Regions from separate parts of the Mus musculus genome. Here region 2 is linked to region 1. The links are chromatin loops, found by intact Hi-C in ENCODE. Cell type or tissue: gastrocnemius. All regions are shown on one strand. Links, peaks and the distances in the headings refer to the core of each region. The heading gives the core; the rest is flanking DNA.

Region 1 (5,378 bases), core at 137-5,136:
TAATTAATAGACAGTGCCTGAAGAATAGTAACTGAGGTTGACCTCTGGCCTCCATATGCATGTGCATGCACATACACATATACAAACACACACACACACCTACACCCACACAAACATGCACTCGCGCATGTGCTGTGCATGCCCATACAGATATGAAAACCACGAGGAAAATGTAAATCGGTCTCCATCTCCTGATGGAGGGTCATCATGCTCTACACTGAAGAGAGTTCTCGCATGCGCTGAATTCAGGCACAACATGCCACATGAAGTTGCTACAAAAGGAGCTGGGGAGAAGGCTCAGTAGTCAAAGTGCTTACTGCATAATTAAAGCTAGGTGCTGCAATATATGTCTACAATCCCAAAGCTGGGGTTAGGGGGTCACAGGCAGGTCCAGTGGCGTCCTGGCTAAGCAGTCTAGAGGAAACAGTGAGCTCCAGGTTCAGTGAGAGATCCTGTCTCAAAAAAAAAATAATAATCTTTTTTTTTTTTTTTTGAGGAATGGTGGTGCCTTTAATCTTAGCACTCAGGAGGCAGAGGCAGGAGGATCTCTGTGAGTTCAAGGCCAGTGCAGACTACATACTGAGTTCTAGGCCAGCCGAAGGCTATCTAGTGAAACATTGTCTCAAAAATTAAAATAGAATAAAAATAAGGGGCTGAAGAGATGGTTCAGTGGTTAGGAGTACTTGTTCCTGGAGAAGACCAGGGTTGGAACCCCAGAACCCACATGGCACCTCACAACTGTCTATAGCTCTGCTTCCAGGGACGCTAATGCTCTCTTCTGACCTCTAAGGATATAAGCAAAACATTCATACACGTTAAAAAAATTTTTTTAGAGTAAACAAATAAAAATTAATTAGGTAGAGGGCTGGTGAAAAGGCTCAAGTGAACAAAGGCAGTTACCACCATCCCTAATGACCTGAGTTTGATCCCAGAATCCATGTGGTAGCAGCAGAGGTCCTACTCCTGCAAACTGTCCTCTGGCCTCCGCATGTGTGTGTGGAATCTGTACATCCCGGTGGTGTGCAATTGACCCCTGGCCTCCACATGTCCGTCCATGCACTGGGATGTGTGCCTGCATGCACACAGGTGCACACACATGCACACACACACACATCAGCACCAGCACCAGAGAGAGTTCCCAGACCCCAGCCATCTATAGGGATGTCAAGGTGCCCGAGTTGGCTTGTCACTGGGGAGGGTGGGTGAGCAGGGAGGCCTGAGAAGGGTGGGTGAGCAGAGAGACCTGATTTTAATTTTCTGATCTCAGAGTGTTGACAGCCCCAGAGACTGGTATCGAAGAATGTTCCAGCAAATTCACCGGAAAATGCCAGGTTAGACACCCTCCCAGGGCCCAGTAGACTCCCAACTATCTGGAACCTGTGGGCGGGATAGAAGGGGGATTTCTTTGCTTATGAAATGAAATTCTTCTGACTCCTCTCTCCAAGCTCTCATGTGAGTGGTCCTGGAAACAGGCACAAACAAACAAACAAACAAGTTGGTGCCTGTAACTCCAGCACTCAGGAGGCAAAGGCAGGGGGAAACACAGACTTGAAGGCCAGCCTAGGCTACAAAGTGAGACTCTCAAAAATCTAAAAAAAGAAAGTGGGTTTGGGGGAAGAAAGAGAAGAGGAAGGGAAGGAGGCAGGGAAGGAGTTTCTCTGTTCTGTCAATGTTTGACGCCAAGAATGGCCTCCAGAATGTAGTTGAGTGGACAGCGACCAGCTGAAGTTTCCCCATGTCCTCTGGGGGCTTCCTGGGATTTCTCTGGACTTCTGGCTAGGCTGTGGCACCACCCGGAGCAGTAGTGTGAATGCAGCCAATACTGAGCTGCGTATGAGCGCTCTACAGGCCACGTGTGCATTGAATCAATGCTTGCCTATCTCTGAGGACTTCCTGTGCACTGAGCACTGTTCTAAAAAGATGCCCAATACACAGATGGCAGAAAGGGCACCCAGAAGAGGTGAGGAAGGACCCTGTGAAGACGCCCTTGAGCTTAGCCCAGAAAGGGTAGAGAGGAATGTGGCCAGCAGAGGGCGCTCCAAAAACCCAGAGGGGAAAACACAGCCAGGGAAACCCTGGATTAAGGTTAAAGGGGATTCAGGATGGGAATCATAGTCAGAAAGGTCATAGGGTCAGGTCTTGGGAGGCTTTGGGGGTTCCTAAGAGGGCTTTGACTTTTATTGGACAAGAAACCTGGAACCTCTGAGCAATTCTGAGCAGCAGAGTGAAGAGTTCTAACCAAGATGACCGGGAGGATCTCCCATACAGCTAGACACAGAAGAGATGGTGGGAACAAGGCTACCAATTCCCCTGATTGGCAAGGCTGGGGGTGGGAGTGGGTAGGAAGCCATCACGAAAGCTCTGCTCTTATCCAGTCTACACCTAGCAGTGGCCCAGTCCCGGGCAGTGGGATGGAACGGTATGGTAGTTCCAGAGACATTCCAAGTATAGCATTGGAATCTGCTGATAATGGAACATAACATGACAGAACAGCATGAGAGTGACTTTAAACCTGAGCAAGCTGAAGGATGGAGCTGCCGTTTGGCCCCCTTTTTGTCTTTCAGATCAGGTCTCATGTATTCCAGGCTGGCTTTGAACTCACCATGTAGCTGAGGCTGACAGACAGCTCTCAGTCTTCATGTCTCAGGGGTCACGGGAGTGGGCCTGGCTTTGGTGCTGACATTTGTTAGAGACAGGGAAGATGGCAGAGGAAACAGGTTTAAGAGGCATTTGGAGCCTGGCAAGGTGGCACATGACTTTAGTCCTAGCACTTGAGAAACCGAGGCAGGAGTTCAAGGTCAGCCTGATCTGCAGTGAGTTCTAAGACAGCCAGGACTAGAAAATGAGTCAACCAGAACAAAAGACAACAAGAACGAGAGGCTTTCGGTTTTCCAGGCCTGCCACACCCAAGGGAAACAGGCAGCGGAATGTCCTGGGCTAGGTCAGGGGCGAGGTCTAAAGCTGTATATGAAGTACCTGGGGTGCTCAAAAAGATGGCAGCCTCCAGTCCTAGACAGTTCCGACGTGTAGCCCTGGCAGATAGCTGTCCTTAGATAGTGGCTCCCTTCGAGACTAAGTCCCTTGTATGAAGCACCATACCCAAAGCCACGGCTCTAGGGCCCCATGGTGGTAGCTCTATTGGGAAGCTGAGGCAGGAGGATTGCCATGAGTTCTAAGCTAACCTAGGCTATGGGGTGAGGTCCTATGACTCAGTGGTCAAAGGCTTCCAAGCCTGACGACCTTCAAAAGCCACCTCGTGAAAGGAGAGGACTGACATTTGCAAGTTGTCCTCTGACCCTCACACACATGCTGTGGCACGCATGCATCCTCACACATACAGACACAAAAGGACATGAACAAACAAACAAATAAACAAACAACCCTGAAGGGGCTGCAGAGTTAAGTGGCTGCTTTTCTAGAAGACAAAGACTCAAGTCCCAGCTTCTGCATGGCAGTGTACAACTCTCTGTAACTCCCGTCCCAGCAGATCTGGCCCTCTTTTGGCCTCCATGGGGAACCAGGCACACCTGTGGTTCACAGACATACATACATATAAAATATAAAATAAGTGTAAAAGTATGACAAATTTAGGTATAAGTAGTCATATTTGCATATACCTGCAGACAGCCTCTCATAGATGTTATAGCACCCCCCAGATTACTTATATTTAATACAAAGTAAATACTGTATTAGTAGCTACATATATACACTGTACTGTCTTGTTTAGGGAATAATGACAAGAAATAGTCTGTGCACATGTGCAGTGCAGATGATTTATATTCTCAAAGTGGACCTGGTTGAACCCATGGATATAGACCCTATGGAAACAAGGCTGAATGTGTTTGAAAAGCTTTGAGACTAGCCAAGATCATACAGGGAGACGGAGACGGGGAGCCAGGGAGACGGAGAAACAGTCCTTAGGATAGAGCCATGTGGGTTCAGAGAAGCCCCACTGAGGCGAGGAATGCAGCTGAGAGACTGGAGTTCCTTTCAAAGAGAGACAAGGAGAGCCAAATAGTCTCCCTGTGGCCAGATGAGAGAAAGCAGTTTCAGAAGGAAGAGCTGTGACAAATGCTACCACTGAGTCAAGCTAGATGATCATAAGATTGTAAGAGAACTGACCATAGGCTGGGTGCAGTCACCCAGCAGCAGAGGGAGGTAAAAGCAGGCTCCTGAGAATGGTGTTTGGGTTTTAGAACCTCTTACTTGACTCCTCCTCCATCCTGAGCCCAGAAAGTCCTGAACATTGGGAGGTGTGGGAGTGGACAAAGAGTGAGATAAGACATTTGAGAAGAAGGTGCAGTTGGAGAAGGGAAGTGGGGAGAGGCTGGCATGGCCAGGACAAGCCTACAGAGGTCAGGAGAGGGTGTGTGTATTGGGGGGGGGGGGATTAAGCAGGAGAACCTAGAGGGTGTGGTTGCCGCCCATTTGGCTCTCCCAGGCCTAAAGGCTGCCAGAGGCAGGCATTTCAAGCCCTCCCAAGGGCTGCCTTCCTAATTCCTTCCCTCCCTCAGGACATTCTTCAGGCCCTGACTCAGCCCTCAGCCCCTGCTCCAGGCAGAAGGGAGGCTGGGAGCAGCTAGGCAGGCTCCTAAAGCACCCTGTCCTCACTCTGTGTTCCGTTGATGACCTAGTCCTTTCTGTTCCCTAGACCTGCAGCTGGACTGGACCTTGGAAGACCCACCCAAAGGTGAGTGAGGGGTGTAGGTTCATTGGTTGGAGTCTAGAGACGTGTGGCCTGGGTTTGGGGGCTTCCTGGGTGGTGCGATCCCATGAAAGAGTATTTTAATGGGCACCTCTGGGAACACTAAGTCCCCTGGTAGTCAATGACTAAGACTACCTTCACTGTCCAAAGAGGCCTTGTTTTGCCATCTGCTGACCAGGTTTCCCTGGGCCTCTCTTTTCTTATCTGTGAAATGGGGATATCACCTGTTCCGAAGCTGTTTTGGAGAGTTTGTATCGTAAATCTCTTGGGACAACGCCCATGTTCTATCCCAGAATCCACCTCTGTCCCTGTGAACCTGTTATCCAGGTGTTAGAATGGAGGTATCACAGCCTAAAGTAACTGCCCGACACTAGTCCTTGTCTGCCTTCATTCATCTCCAGTGGTTTCCGCACGCGCCTCTTCTGCAGAACCCAGGCATCTAGGGACCCTGCAAAGACCTGCCTCCAGGCCTGGCACAACTGAGACTTCTAGCGGGTGAGCTGTGGCCAAGACCAAATAGAGACTAGTGTCCCCTTGTGGCCAAACCAGGCACAATCTGGGAGCAGACAGGAAAGGGTCTAGAGGTGCTCAAAGGGGGCTCCACAGCAGCAGATATTCCAGCTCAAAGGATCAAAGGTAGCCAGGAACAGACTCATTCCTGTTGTGTGTCAGG
Region 2 (5,378 bases), core at 288-5,287, 64 kb before region 1:
TTCATTGTTTTACTTAATTAAATATATTTTTGTTGTTTTGGGCCTCCTCCTCCTCCTTCTCTTCCTCTTCCTCCTTCTCCTTCCTTCTCCTCCTTCCTTCTCCTTCTCCTCCTTCTTCCTCCTCTTCCTCCTTCTTTGTATTATTATTATTATTTCTTTTGTTTTTAAAGTTGTATTTATTTATATGAATACACTGTAGCTGTCTTCAGACACACCAGAAGAAGGTATCTCATTACAGATGATTGTGAGCCACCATATGGTGGCTGGGAATTGAACTCAGAACCTCTGGAAGAGCAGTCAGTACTCTAACTGCTGAGCTATCTCTCCAGCCCTATTATTATCCCTTTACATCCTGACCACAGTTTCCCCTCCTTCCTCTCCTTCCAATCCCTTCGTTTTTGTTTTTGTCTAAGTATTTCATTTGGTTTAGGTTAGCCTCAGAGTTGCTGTATATCTGAGGATGACCTTAGTAAACTTCCGATCCTTTTGTGTCCATGCTTCCATGATCCTTACATAGTGCTGAAAATTGAACCCAGGATTTTGTGCATGCTAGGGAGATACTCCACCAACCGAGCTAATTCCTAGCCCCAGGGACAATGTATTAAACATAAACATTAGTGCTGGAGAGATAGCTCAGCAGTTAAGAACACAGCCTGCTTTTGCATAGGACCTGGGTTCAACCCCTAGCACCCATATCTTCAAATGGCTCACAACCATCTTTAACTCTTGCTCCAGATGATTCTGGCCTCTGTGGGCAAATGGTCTCATGTGCACACAAGAACAAATGTACAGAATCTTAAAAAATACAATCTTGAAACAAATAGGACAAAATATTTTCTAATTATTATGACTTACAGTTAATTAAAAATAAGACTTTATAAAGTTTTAATTTTAATTTTGTTTACTTTAAGTGCTAGGGATTGTCCCAGTGCGAAATCTACCACTGAGCACTATCCCCAGGCTACTGTTTAATTTTGGAAGCAGGTGTCTTTGTGTTCCCCAAGTTGGTTAGTTGATCTTTCTTTCCTTACCCTTACCCTCACCCCACCCCCTCTCCATGGTTTTTCTCTGTAGCCCAGACTGGCCTGGAACTTGGTTGGTCATGAATTTCTGCTCCAGTCTCCCAAATAGCTGAAACTACAGTCATATGCCCTCCTCTGGCTCTAGTTCCTGGTTTTCAAATAGTTTCAATTCATTGATACAGTTACTGACTCATGTTCTAAAATCCACAGTGAGTTTTGTACCTCTGTGCTATTTCCAGGAAATTTCATGTTACATGGTTTTCCCTCCTTTATTAGTAATTTCCTGAGTAACAACTTTATAGCAGGCTGTAGAATCCAATCTAGAATGAGATTCAGATAGAGGTAACTCAGCAGTAGAACCCTTGCCTACAGTTCCATCCCCACTTACACACAAAAAGAGTAAAATTCGTGTTCTCTGGAGGAGCTAGCAGTCCTATAGTACAGGCTCTCCTTTCAGCGGGTCTTCTAGTATAATAGAAGTCTTCCTATAATCAGCAGTAGGAATCTTCGTATTAAGACCTTTCCCAGGGGGCTAGTGGATGGCTCAGTGTAGAAAAGCATGTATTGTTCTTGCCCAGGACCCAAGTCTGGTTCTCAGCACACATATTGAAAGGAAATAAAACTTGAGACATGTGATTCATGTAATTTATGTCAAATAGCCCAAAGAGTTGTTTGTGAGCTTTGAAACCTGGGGCTGAGAACATAGCAGAACAGGCCAGGACATGCCCGGGCAGGCCCGTCGTTACATGTCCTGACTGGCCTAGTGCCTACCTATCTCCCACCCTTCTGATAGTCTGTTAATGTTTAAATGGACCAATCATGTAAAACCGCGCCAATTCCTCCCCCAGCCCCACCCCTTTTCTATAAAAGTCCCTAGCTCCCAAGCCTCGGGGTCGAAACCACTGTCTCCTGTGTGAGATACGTTTCGAACCGGAGCTCCGCCATTATGGCTCCACCATGTGGTCGACACCTCTGTCTCCTGCGGGAGATATGTGTCGGCCCGGAGCTCCATCATTAAACTACCTCATGCTTTTACATCAAGATGGTCGTCTGTTCGTGATTCCTGGGTGCGCGCTGAACGACAATTGAGTGGGGGTTTCCCCACTAGGTTCTTTCAATATCAGGCAGCTCACAACTGCCTATAACTCTAGCTCCAAGGGATCCAAATAAGTCTCCTTTGGGCACTTGCCCTCATGTGCACATACTTAAAAACACAGGCATATACATACACACATAATTAAAAATAAATCTTAAAGACCTCGCCAAGTCTTCTAATATATAGTAGGCATTCAGTTTTAATGAATACTAATGTAATTTAATTGTAGTTTGCATTTGACTTTGTTATTTTTTTTACTTGACTGATTTCTCTAAAATATAACAAATGAATTGAAGGTTTTAGATAACAGTGGTGGTCTAATTGTTTTCTTTTTAAGATTTTCACTTATTTTTATGTGGATAAATGTTTTCCTGAATGTATTCAAGTGCATGCCTGCTGTCCAAGAAGGACAGAAGACAGCACCAGATCCCTGGAACTGGAGTTACAGGAGCATGGGACCCTCCATGTGTGGGAACCAAGTTCAGGCTCTCTGCAAGAGCAATAAATGCTTCTCACTGCTGAGCGGTCTCCAGCTACCACTCCTCCCAGGTTTTGAGATAGCATCTTATTTAGCCAGACCTGAAGCTTGCTAACTAAGGCTGACCTTGGACTCCTTACGTGCCTGTCTCCACTCCCAGGTGCTGGCTGACAGCGTAAGCATAAACCACCACGTCTAGGTTATGTTTAGCTTTTGGATGCAATCATTTTTATTATTTTCAAGTTTTTAATTTGTGTGGGGGGGGGAGAAGGAGGGGAAGGGAAGGAACTCGGGAGGGAGGGAGGGAGGGAGGGTCCATTTATGCTTTTTGTATGCAAATGCTTGTGGGCAGAAGAGGATCATTCAATCCATTCTCTTGGAGCTAGATTACAACAGTTTTGAGCTGCAGATGACTGAGTTGGGAAGTAAACTCAGGTCCTCTGAAGAACAGCAAGCACTCTGAGCACCTCTCCAGCCCCTGTCTTTTTCTATTTTTCCTCTGGTCCCCCACACACCATCGCTACATACTGTACTCCTGAACTATTCCCTTACTCTGACTTTTTGTTGTTCTTTTAATTTTTTTCTTATATGTATTTTTTAATACTGTAAGTCCTTTCTAGATTTAATCATTTATTTTATGGGTATGGGTGTTTTACCTGCATGTATGTCTGTGTACCATGTGTCTGCACACAGAGGCCAGAAGAGGGCGTCAGATCCCCTGGGACGGGAACTACCTGTGATTGTCAGCCACCACATGGAACCTGAATCTGCTCACCTATAAGAGAAGGACTGCTAAGCTGTCCTCATAGCACCTTGAATGCATTTTTAAAAAGAAAATTAGGACAATAATGGATATTCCTTCTGTGATTCTTTTCCATTCAACATCATATTAGAAACATTTTTATCATTAATTTTTCTATGATGACACATTACTGGCAAAAAGTCCATGGCTTGCTTTACCATTCCTTTAGTGTTGGGTAAATAGGCTTATAGAAGGTTGCTCACTGCCTTTCCCCCTCCTCCCTCAGGAACAAAACCCCTGTTTTGTTCCAAAAAGTAGGGCTCTGGTGGCAAGGGGAACTTTCAGACTCAAGAAAGGAAGCCTTTTATCCCAGGCCAGGGAATAATTTCTGATTGTTCTGACCTTGTTAAAGTAAATCCTGCCACTTGTGATTAGCCTCAGGATATCACAGGCTCATTCTGCCTGGTGATGCATAAGACAGCTCTCTGGTGCTATTCTTGGTTTTTGTTTGCTTGGCTGCCCTATGGGCAGCTTCCTATGTGAAAAGACTCTTGGGAAGAAAGGTAAAGCTTTGGGCTTTGCCTTATTTTGTTGATGCAGAATCTCACAAAGTCCAAACTGGCCTTGAGTTCATTTTATAGCCAAGGGTGAGTCTGAACACCTACCTTTGTCTTCCCCAGGCAGCGGGTGCAGCCTAAAGCTTTTGGACATCTATTCCACCCTGTCAGTTAAATGTGGATGGGTGTCCCAAGGCAGCCATTTTATGGCTGTGAGGACTGTCCTGTGAGTCACAGAGGAATGAGTAGCAGGAGCGGGCCTGGTTTCTGTGACAGTGTTGAGACCATCACTGAACATCTGTGTCTCCACCTCTTATTTAATTAGAATGCTAATTGGCTTTGTGGCTGTGTCTTAGATTTTAACTTTTAAATTATATTTTCTGTGTGTGTGTTTATATGCATGTCTATAGAAGTCAAAGGACAACTTATAGGAGCCAGTTCTCTCCACTATGTGGGTCCTAAGAGTTGAACTCAGGTTGTTGGGCTAGCAGTAAATTCCATAACCCACTGAGTTATCTCTCAGGCCCAGCTAATTAGATTTTGTATCACTATACTGAAAATGGCACAAACTTATTTTCCATTTTTTGCTCTGTACATTGCAGAAGTTAGTGTCTTGTAGAATATTCCTTGAATTTACAAAGATATATTACTGTATGGGGTGGAGTGGGTGGGTGTGTATGCTACAGTGCTCAAAGGACACCTTTGTGGAGTTTGTTGTGACTTTCCACCTTTATGTGAGTACTCTGATTGAACTAAGGCTCACAAAGCAAGCCCTTTACCTACTGGTCATCTTATCCGGATACATCGTTGATGGCATGACAGACTTTAGATCATAGTCTTAAATGTAAGTTCTTGATTTTCTACTGAGAATTTTGTATGCTAGTTTCTATATAATTTGTTTACCATCTATGAATTTGAAATCAGTAGGGATAAAGGGAGATAGGAACAACTAATTTAGATGGATCACTCAGGGCAGGCCTTTCAGAGATGAGGATATTTGGGTAGAAACGGGAATGACCTTCAAGAGAAAGCACAGCTGAGTGGGAGTCCCTTGTGCGCAGAGGGCACAGAGAATGAAAGCTCAGTGACAGGGACAGCCCAGACAGTAGCAAGGCTGGGCGGGCGGGGTGGGGAGGAAGAGCTGCTGCAGGCAGACAGACAGACTGACAGATAGGCAGACCTTGCAAACCATAGTCAGGGAGTTTAGATTTGTTCTGGGTGTGATATGAAGCACCTGCGTTGTTATTTTAATTGCTATTTTTTCTGATGTGGGAGGCTTTGGGAGGAGCAGCGCTGCCATATTTGTGTCTTACAACAATTACTCTGACTGTTATGTAACCTGGGACTGCTGGAGCCTAAAGACAGGCACAGAAACCCCACTTAGGAAGATTATCTAATAATGCTTGAGACCAGGTGTGCTTCTCCAGAGGTTTTCAAGTATTGAAGGATTTGCATAGATTTTGCCAGTGGAGCATGCCTGTCC

The links. Peaks named below come from ENCODE experiments on the same cell type or tissue, not always from the same donor. Only the 100,000 strongest peaks of a DNase experiment are listed, where the experiment ranks them.
Region 2: a loop joins it to region 1, with 2.0 times the contacts of the local background. A loop is called at or near these places in 4 of 42 quality-filtered maps.

What each region holds. Positions count from the first base shown.
Region 1 is chr14:70,195,235-70,200,612 of GRCm38, reverse strand. Sorbs3 (sorbin and SH3 domain containing 3) reads left to right here. Exons shown (of 21, transcript NM_011366.3): 5 at 1,268-1,331; 6 at 4,652-4,690; 7 at 5,107-5,200. Among named protein-coding and RNA genes, the nearest start is that of Gm26908, 5.5 kb to the left of the region's middle. In gastrocnemius, for the core only: a CTCF peak has its summit at 2,011 (motif pointing right); a DNase peak (open chromatin) is centred at 2,031; H3K4me3 peaks cover 597 bases; H3K27ac peaks cover 2,553 bases.
Region 2 is chr14:70,259,349-70,264,726 of GRCm38, reverse strand. All of the region lies in intron 3 of Ppp3cc (protein phosphatase 3, catalytic subunit, gamma isoform), which reads left to right. Among named protein-coding and RNA genes, the nearest start is that of Gm33790, 13 kb to the right of the region's middle. In gastrocnemius, for the core only: a CTCF peak has its summit at 3,290 (motif pointing right); a DNase peak (open chromatin) is centred at 3,310.